Linked DNA regions of Mus musculus: region 2 is linked to region 1. A link is a contact called in ENCODE Hi-C data. All regions are on one chromosome and are shown on one strand. Each heading gives the region's core, a stretch centred on a gene start or an enhancer-like site at or near the end of the contact. The rest is flanking DNA. Distances are from core to core; before and after follow the strand shown.

What was found. A loop is a pair of places that touch in the nucleus more often than their neighbours do.
Region 2: a loop to region 1 is called in a map of v-Abl transformed pro-B cells, with 3 times the contacts of the local background. The contact joins the promoter of Slc25a26 here to the promoter of Kbtbd8os in region 1. A Hi-C loop is called at or near these places in 2 of 37 maps with a recorded cell type or tissue (mature B cell and v-Abl transformed pro-B cells).

Annotation. Positions count from the first base shown.
Region 1 is chr6:95,114,531-95,119,498 of GRCm38, forward strand. It overlaps Kbtbd8os (kelch repeat and BTB (POZ) domain containing 8, opposite strand), which reads right to left and starts at 3,101. Exons shown (of 2, transcript NR_153843.1): 1 at 3,062-3,101. It overlaps Kbtbd8 (kelch repeat and BTB (POZ) domain containing 8), which reads left to right and starts at 3,350. Exons shown (of 4, transcript NM_001008785.5): 1 at 3,350-3,444; 2 at 3,993-4,203. The coding sequence starts at 3,429.
Region 2 is chr6:94,497,310-94,502,277 of GRCm38, forward strand. Slc25a26 (solute carrier family 25 (mitochondrial carrier, phosphate carrier), member 26) reads left to right here and starts at 3,005. Exons shown (of 10, transcript NM_026255.5): 1 at 3,005-3,148. The coding sequence starts at 3,116.

The DNA of each region.
Region 1 (4,968 bases), core at 1,851-4,350:
TTGTTTTCACGACTCTTCATCTTTTCTATAACTTAAAGATCAAGACTTTTTTCAAGAAGTTCTTTTTGCTTTTAGTTCCAAGGCAATATATACATACTATAAGAAAGCCCCAGGGTCTAACTTAAGTACAGTTCTTCCAGTTTGCTTTTATAGGTTTCTATCCTTTATATATTTTACTTTAAACTGTAACTATGTGGGAAAATTGCTTCAAAGGGCAACACAGTGGTGAATACATCAAGAGAACTGGGTTACCTTTTCGTCTTTCTTTCGAGGCTGTTCATAGGCTTGGTAGGTTTCTTTGAGATCTGTGGAAATATTTTGGGGCCACTTGGCAGGAATTTGACTTTGGGCCAGGACATAGGAAGTAAGCCCAGGAAGGAATCTGATTTGGGGCTAGAACAAAGAAATAGGCTTCAGGCAAGAATATGACTTTGGACTAGGACAGGGAAGTAGGCTCAGATATCTTGGTCATCCTGATGAGCCCCTAGAAACAGTGATCAGGGGACTTTGTTTATTGTCTTGCTTGTTCCTTACCTAGAACTGACCTTATTTCTTATATGTAATTAAAAAAAAGATTTATTTATTTATTTATTATATGCAAGTTCACTGTAGTTGTCTTTAGGTACACCAGAAGAGGGCATCAGTTCTCATTACAGATGGTTGTGAGCCACCATGTGGTTGGTGGGATTTGAACTCAGGACCTCCAGAAGAACAGTCAGTGCTCTTAATCACTGAGCCATCTCTCCAGCCCCTGTATATAATCAAAATGGTATAAAAGTAGATTGGGAAAAAAATAAACCCACCTCAGCCTCAGAACTGACTGAAGTCATGTTACAGAGTTGTCTAATTGTCTTTTTTCTTTTTAATCCTCACTCCAGCCCTGGAGAACCTGTTGACTGACTGAGCAGGCTTAGTCAAAGATCCTTCTGCTTATCCCTTTTGTTTAAAATGTGCATCATAATGATAACAAATCTTCTCTAGACAATGCCACCTGACCAGTTGTGGAGTCTATTTATAGGATATTCATGCAAATGGCAAGCTTACAAATTTTTATTTCTTACATTTAGATTTAGTTTCTGTACTTTGTAGTCTGCCCCATTCCCAAATTGACAAATCTTTGACCATTAAAGGATAAGGAAGCTTTCGTTTGCTTAATTTAGCAACAAAGACAATTACATTATTTAATTAGTACAGAATTAAATAGAAAATTGAGTTTTAAAAGCAAGAATGAAAGAAAATTAGCCAAGAGTCTCTTAAAGAGCTTTAACAGCATTGAAAAAGTTGTTGATTAAATTTGAACTTCAGTTAAACAACCAATAGGACTTTCTCCCAAAATGCATGCTTTCTGTTTTAATTGCTAAATTTATACTGATAATGCCATTTTTCTTAATGCCCTCAATATTGTGAGCAGAATGTTTTTACTAAATTATTGAATACATGAAAAATGCAAATCCAAAGTTAGAAGTAACAAACATGAAGTCAAATTTATCATGTAAAGACTATGCTGATAAGCAAGCCTTTAATGTTTCATTAGCAAGGACTGTGAGTGAGGCTCTTAAGCCCCGATCCCCAGGAAGCACCACATCTTATTAATTTGCCTAGTGGCACAGCACTTGGAACTTTGTTTAAATTTCTAACGTACCTAGGGAATAGAACTACTTTAAATCATTCCCACTCTATCAGTCACAGGTAAAATTTCAAGACCCCTTTAACAAGGTCACCTGGAGTTGGTGATGAGGCTCCCTGGGAGCTGGTAGTGTGCATGCATGGTGCCTGTGGTTCAATTTACAGCAATATACTAAATACATAAATAAAAAATAATAAAATATTCAACTGCTTGACCTAATGCTAGGAAAGTTACTACTGTGAACTAAGTCTCTACTGAAGCTTCCTTCCCATTCACTGATAAAGGGGTATCTGCAAGTATTTGTTCACTTCGCTTTCCATTCATCTTTTAAGTTTCTACAACTTGTCAGAGCATCCTGTTAGATGCCAGAAACAGGATGAGGAAATCAGAATAGATAACAAGGTGGCTGGGGAGATGGCTCCGTGATTAAAGTGCTTGCCATGCCGAGAGAGAGAGAGAGAGAGAGAGAGAGAGAGAGAGAGAGAGAGAGAGAGAGAGAGAGAGTTAATATCTCTGGGTTTCGATTGAGAGACCATGCTTCACTGTATAAGGTAGAAAAGCAGCGTTGTAGGATTTCTGACACCAATCTCCGGCCTCCACGTGCACCTGCACCGCCCCCCAACATGTACATCCACTCGTGCAAACAAAACAAAACAAAACAAAACACCAAACCACAGATACAAATGCACACACACAGAGACTCAGACAGACAGACAGACAGACAGACACACACACACACACACACACACAATAGGAGAAGAAAAAAAAATAGGTCAACAATAAAACCCCTGCTTTCTTGCAAAAAACTATGAAGTAGACTGAATGCCGAGTGCTCGCTGTTATAAGAGAGGTTCAAGGGCTGGAAGAGCTTGTGCAAGAGCCAGGGTTGAGCACGGTCCAGAGGAGCGCCAGGCTCAGCCTCTCTCCAGCATCTCTTCACAGGAAAGCCGGAGGCCCTCTTCACGTTCAAGAAGCCCAGGGGAAATCAATTATCCGAGTCTCCCTTGAGTACTCGAGCGCTCTTCGGTGTGACAGGTGTTTCCTGGTGTGCTAGAAATGCAAGCCAAGTGGATTCAGGTCCTGAGTGGCCATGTAACCAGACCCAGTTGATCTGTGAAAAGCGGGGCATGTGGCTAAGGGGATGCAATTTCAAGTGGGCGTTACAGGTGACTCATCAGAGACCTATCGATGGTGTGTGTGTGTGTGTTGGGGGGGGGGGGGTTGTCTTATATCCTTTGTATTTTTGGATAACAGCCCTCCTGACCATTTCCAACTTTTCGGAGTTTCATAGCCCTCGTGCAGAGCGCGTTTTCATACCAGAATCTAGTCACGGATAGGGAATTTGGGGTATGAAGACAATTATTTTTAAAGTGGAGTCGAGACTAGGAGAGAGGCCCTTGCCGGGGAAATTTGCTCAATAAGAGCTTTTCCTACCTCACTCCTCAGAGTGACAGTTCGCCTCAGCCAGATGACTACATTTCCCAGCGGGCGCTGTGCATCTCAAGGCACAGGCTGGCGGGCTCGGGGCGCTCCTCCGCCCAGCTAGCCAATAGAAATGCTCGGCTTGGGCCTCTGTCCGACTAGGAGCACGCGGGAACGGGGGCCTTAAAACTACATTTCCCGACGCGCTGGTAATCGCGCACTGACCAATCAGAGCCAGGTATTTTGAGGCTCGGGGAGGAGCCGACTCGGTCAGCCACCCTCATTGGCTAGGCAACGCTTAGCAGAGCCGGAACCCGGGAGCGAGCGAAACGCAATGACATTTCCTCTTTAAATAACCGGAGCCGGGGCCCCTGTAGTAATGGCCGCGTCGGCAGGTGGGTGGCGTGGTGCGGCCGCCCGCAGTGTCGGAGGAGGGAAGCAGGAGCGCGGGCGCCGGCCACAACCTGAAGCGGCGGCCTTAAGGCGGGAGGGAAGGATGGAGAGACGGCGGGCGCGGAGGCGAGGATGAATGGGGAGGAGGGCGGTGGGCGGCGCGCCCGCGAAGATGGGGCGTCTGGGTACCGGCCGCCCGCGAGGCGGTTGAGGGGTGCCCTGGCAGTCGCCCTCGATCGCGCTGCCCTCGGGAGCCTTCCGTCCCGCGCTCGACCCGGAGCCGAGTCCCCGCGCATCGCCGCCGCTGCCGGCTCGGCTGGCTCGCCTCACACGCTCCCTCCGCGAGCGCGGCGGTCCGGGCTCGCCGGGCTCCGGAGGAGCGCGCCGGCCTGGGAACTTGTTCGCCCTTGTTGAGCTCTCGGCTCCTAGAGCCTGTGTCGGCGCTCCTGTGCCCACACACGGACGTTTGTGTACGGGGTGGGGGGGAAAAAAACCCACGATGCCGTAAACTGGCTTCGAACTTCTTGTGGTTGTGCGATTTTTCTCCTAGATTTAAGTAAGTCTTCCCCAACACCGAATGGGATTCCATCTTCAGACACAGCCAACGATACCATGGATCCTTTCCATGCTTGCAGTATTCTTAAGCAACTCAAAACAATGTACGATGAAGGACAGTTGACAGACATTGTAGTGGAAGTGGATCACGGGAAAACATTTTCCTGTCATAGAAACGTTCTTGCTGCAATCAGCCCCTACTTCAGGTATGACGACGGTAGAAACTTATATATTACTATCCGTACAAGACTCCCTTTCAACCCAGTGTTAGCCACTTGATTGTGGTACTGAGTTGGGACAAATACATAAAGGCAAACCAGGTGTTTATTTTCTGAGAGTAGGTAACAGGTCTTGCTTGTCTTACTAATGAGCCCCTGTTTTGAGGTGGGATTCCAGAGTTTAGATAGTTGGATTTTAAGTTAGTGGACTTGTGAGGTATTCATACTATGTATGCTGCCAGCCACATTTGAAAAAAATTATAATGCTTTAAAATTAAAATCAGTGGCGACACTAAAACATGTCACGTGCACAGACAACTAAGTGTGGCTGGTGGCTGCTGTACTGGGCAACGGGGATATACAGTGTTTCAATCAATCATTGAAATGATCTAGAATTTTAAATATTTCTGATGTTTCCCCACCCCCCACCCCCGGTTTTTAGTACATAGGACTTTTTTTTTTTTTTTTTTTTTTTGAGTTTAAAACATAGGAACTTGCTCCTTTATAAATAAACTAGGATTTTAAGATTGTTTTAATGCCATGGAGTTTTGTGAAGAGTAGTGAAATAAAATACAGGTTATTTATGTCTTACTTTCCAAGATTCCCAGAAATAGTTCATGCTTTCTAAACTCTCTTTTTGTCCCTTTTGCCATAAAATGTTGAAAAGTGAAAGTTTTATTTGAACTCAAGTCTGAAAACTAAGTTTTTAGTCTAAGAACAGATGATTGGAATCGGTTTTGTTTCAGGTACTTC
Region 2 (4,968 bases), core at 1,755-4,254, 620 kb before region 1:
AGGTTGTATTTGTGTGTGTATGTGTGTGTGTGTGTGACAATAATCATCAAAGAAAAAGAAGCCATAAATTTAAGATGGAATAGGAGGGGGAAATGGGAGAGGTTAGAGGAAGGAAAGGGAAGGGAAAATGATGTGTATTTTAAATTAGAATTAAAAAAAAATTTGGTCTAGAAAGAAGGCTCATGGATTAAGAGTATTGGCTCTCTCCTCCCCACAGAGGATCATGGTTCGATTCCTGGCACTCACATGGTAAGGAACAATTATCTGTAATTCTAGTTCGAGGGACTTAACACCCTCTTTGGGCCTTCTCAGGCACATATAGGCAGGCAAAACATCCATATACATAAAATAGATATAATTTTTAAAAATTGGGAGTGGGTAGAGAGATGGCTCAGTAGTTAGGAGTACTGATTGTTCTAGAGAATCTGGGTTTCATTTCCAGCACCCACATGGTGGTTCACAACTATGAACAACTCCATTTCTAGGGCATCAGACGCCAGGCATGTACGTGGTACATAGGCATATATGCAGCAAAGCACCCATACACATACCATTTTTTAAAATGTAAAAATACTGTAGTTTTTATCTTTTTATCTTTTAAAGTACTCACTCTGAGGAAAATAGTCACATGAGGACCGGTAAGCAGCAACACGGAGAGGTAAATATTGTGGGGACTGAGGCCTCCTGCTAATCACTGATTTGTCAGTTATGGAAGTGAGCTACCACTTTGGAAGTAGATTCTCCAGTTATGATCAAGTTTTATGAGATGATCCTGGTCAACACTGACACTGTAAGTTACGAGAATCCCCGACTTGGAACTGCCAAGCTTAAGTTCTCTCAGATTTTTACCTAACAGAAGGAGTATGAGGTAAAAGCTGTTGGTATTTTAAGCTACTTACTTGTTAAGCTGAAACCAACCAACCAACTCACCAACCAATCAGATTTCTGGACATGGAGATGGTGTAGAACAGTATTTAGTGAGCTGTGGGAGTGCCTTGATGCAAAGCAAAAGTGAAAGGTATAGGGACTCTGAGGGAAATTCTAGTGGGAGCTTACTGGTAGACCCCAATGGGCTGTGAGGAGGCCTCCAATGAAGCCATGCTATAAAAGAGTGTGGTAGGGTGAATTCTCAGATGGCCTCAGAATCCCTGCCCTTTCATGCTCACAGTCTGTATACTCGCTCCCTGCCTTTGAGTGTGAGCACGGCCTGTGTGAGCCCTGCTGTTATGGTCACGTTGCTCTATATTACAGAAACGGTTTCTGCAGTTGTCAATCAGGTCTCCAATAAATTGACTGAGTGAGTCAGGATTATCCTCTGTGGCTCACACAAGATTACTGGAGGTTAAAAAGTCCACTAGTCACTTAGTTCTACAACATACCTGCTACCTGAGATGTAGTAGGCCCTTCATGCATGCGGAGGTTAGAAGGTATTGTCCAGTAAATGGGAAGACAAGTCTACTCCAAGAAACTTGCTAAATAGTTAATGACATGTTCATCCAAGAGCACACGTTGCCTTCACAGTGAGCAAGATGAATAATCAACTATCAAAGCAAGTCATTTTTTTATGCCACTTTATTTTTTACTGACACAGTGATTGTACAAATTTATTAGGGTAGTGGGTGATAATTCAATACACCCACACGATGTGAAATGGCTAAGTCAGCCATTAGCATGTATAATTCCTTAAATATCATTTCTTTGTGGGTCATCTTTGAAATTTTCTATTTTCTTTTAGTTCTCTATAAAAATATATAACAGTGACTAGGTAGGTGGAACTATATATGTAGCCTTTGTGGCTACATCTATACTGCCCTTGCATGTTCAAGACCCTAGAAAGAAAACCCAAATTATTATCCAAGTGTAATGGCTCACATCTGTAATTCCAACATTTGGGAGGCAGAGGCAGGACAATTGTTATGAGTTTGAGGTCACCAGAACTACATAACTACATTGCCAGTTCTAGCCTATCATAGGCTACAGTGAAACTCAAATACCAACTGAAATACACACACACACACACACACACACACACACGTAAGTAAATTGTAAACTAGCAATCCTACTGTCCTGCAGAGCAATGGTACTTATTCTTCCTGTCTTCCTCCATCTACACGAGGGCCCTGCTAGGTAAACACATATTCTACCATTGAGTTACACTCACTATTAAGCTGTATTTTTTTAAGTATTAAATTCTATTTATTTCACTATCAACATATTAATATGTAATAAAATATAATATGCAAAATATATGATATACAATAAATATTAGGTATGTCCACAGACATTGGGAGACAGCTTGTGGGAACTGGTTGTCTCTTTCACCCTATGGGTCCCAGGGAGTGAACTCAGGTTGCAGGGTTGGTGGCAAGAGCTTTTACCTGCAGAACCATCTCACTCGCCCTATCTAATAGGAATTTGTTAGTTGTCACCTCCAGAATTGGAGGCAAGCGCCTTTACCTACTAAGCTATCTCACTGGCCCTAACTAATTGTATTTTGATAGCAGCTACCTCCATCCTTCTTCCCTTCGTAGTCTCTAGTGATCACTCTCCTACTTTAAGTACATTAATTTAAAGAGAAATAAACGTCAGTACAAATGGAGAATACTTTTTTTTTTTTTTTGGTAATAAAAACGTATTTTTGTTTAACATTTTTTTTCTTTCTTTCTGGAATTGGATCAACAGAAATCCAGCCAGCCTGCACAGATAAAGCGAAGGAATAACGGACTTGGATTGTGAGTAGGAAACCACAGGGCTGGCCTTCAGGTACAGGCAGTGCCGCCTGGTCCCAGTCCTGCCAGCTCTGGTCTCTCCTCCGGGGTCTTTCGTAGATCCCATCCGGGGCCACAGGCTTGTGCGAGGCTCTTGCCTAGCGCCTCCGGAGCCGGCTGCTGAAGGACAGGAAGCCGGAGAAGCTCCAAACCCCAGGGTCCTCCAGGAAAGGCTCAGCGACCAGCACCGAGCGACGCACGTGCTTTTGTTGTGGTGTGACGTCACGAGTTCTGCCCCGGAAGTAGTTGCTCCATATCCCGCCCCAACATGGCGGCGCCCAGCTCTTTAAGTCAGCACCTGCTTTTGCCCAGCTTGTGATTTTTAACCTTGGCGGCGTTGGGAGACCATGGACGCGCCGGGCTTCACGGCCTCGCTGGTGGTGAGTACCGGGTAGGGGTGGGCTGCTGGGTGCAGGCTGCGTGGGAGCTGTGGCGGCTTCTCTGCACTGCCGCTTTCTTCCGGGTTTAAGCAGTGGTCGGTCTGTCCTCAGGTCACTGGCTGCTAGATCTAGGACCAAGCCTAGAGACGTCTGGGAAGTCTGTTCTCAAGGCTTGGTGGCTTCTGATGGGCTTTTAGAGATGAGGTATGCTTGACACATTGTCTTATTTACTGAAGGCTTCAGTAAATTAAGACTTCCCTTGTACACCATATTCACCTGAACTTGGGAATTAAACATGCAAATACACACTATTCAGGAAAACACTTACGACCCATCCATCCAAGATACTAGCTTGTCTTTTTGAAGTTTCTACACATTTAGTTCCTAGTAATCTGCTCATTTTTCTCCACGTTTAGGCTTTGAAGAAATACTGAGCATAAGTAGTGGTGTTGTGGAGTCGATGGTTTATTGGCTAATTCTGTCGATTTATGAGAACCAGTGCTTTTTGAGGGGCCTATAACAGCAGGTCTAGCAGGAGATAATAGATTTAGCAGATGTAAGAGAGACTGGTTAACTTTGATTTTATTCTGGAAGAGTGAACAGAAGCAGACAAGAAATACCTTCATTTTTAAAATGCTCCTGCTAAGGGCAAATAGAAGCCCAGGGGCATTTGTTTACAGAACTAGCTACTGCTCTGATGGAAGGGTTGGAGATAGAGTGTTGAACAAGAGAAACCTGCCCATAAGAGTTAGATGTAGGAGACAGTACAGAAGTGACTGCTCGGGTAAGTGACAGGTGGACTAGGTTCAGGACATTATGGGAAGAGGTGATAACAGGTTATGGGCCAGGCATCCTAAATATATGAGATTCATTTGTGTTTGGGGAGATGGCTCAGTAGTTATAGCATCTGTAGTTCAGTTCCCAGAACCCTGGGAAATGTTGGGTGGGTCTGGTGGCCCATGTGTAATTCCGGTGCTCAGAAGGTGGAGACAAGGGATCCCTGGAGCAAGCTGGTGAGCTAGACTAACCTTTAGTGATCTCTAGATCCTTTGCTTCAGTGAAGAAAGAGGAGAGACAATGAGAAAGACTTCTGACTCAAGGTTGGGCTGCACACACACACACACACACACACACACACACACACACACACATATGTGCACGAGCACAAGCACATAGCACATCGCACCCAGGCTCATTTCATTGTATTTAATTTTCATTTACTGTTATTTACTTCTCCAAAGCTCTGAAAGCACAGGTGCTCTTTCCCCCATTTTGTACATGAAGAAATAGAAATGAAATCGTTTTCTAAGAAGATCCAAGGCTCTCCCAAGAAGTGAGCTCATGCCAGCTAGCTCTGTCTGATAACAGACCTGTGCTCTGAGGCCATAATTTAACCTGAGAGAATTTCTGAAGGAATGGAAGAATACTCAAGCCCAATTCGACAGCCACCTTTTCATTCTTAAGAGCAGCCTCGTTGAACAGATTGAATCCTACAGCCCTCCTGTTAGGAGGCGATGATGAATTGGCTTTTAGAGAAGTGTCCCAGGGTATAAGTACCACTGTGATTGGGGGAACGAACGCCTAGAAATGTTATCATCTTATGGTTGATTGGGAAACCCTGCAGTGTCAGAGATGCTGGGTTAGTTGTTAGACAAGTTGAAGGTGACTGACCTGACTTGTACTCCGAAGACTCTTGCATTACCACACATGATTGGTAGTATAAAGGAATATATAAATATAGTTATGAGAGGAATAGAGGAGGTAGCCTTTTATTCTTAACTGGAAGGTTGGGGATAGCTCTATGAGGAATAGCATTTGGT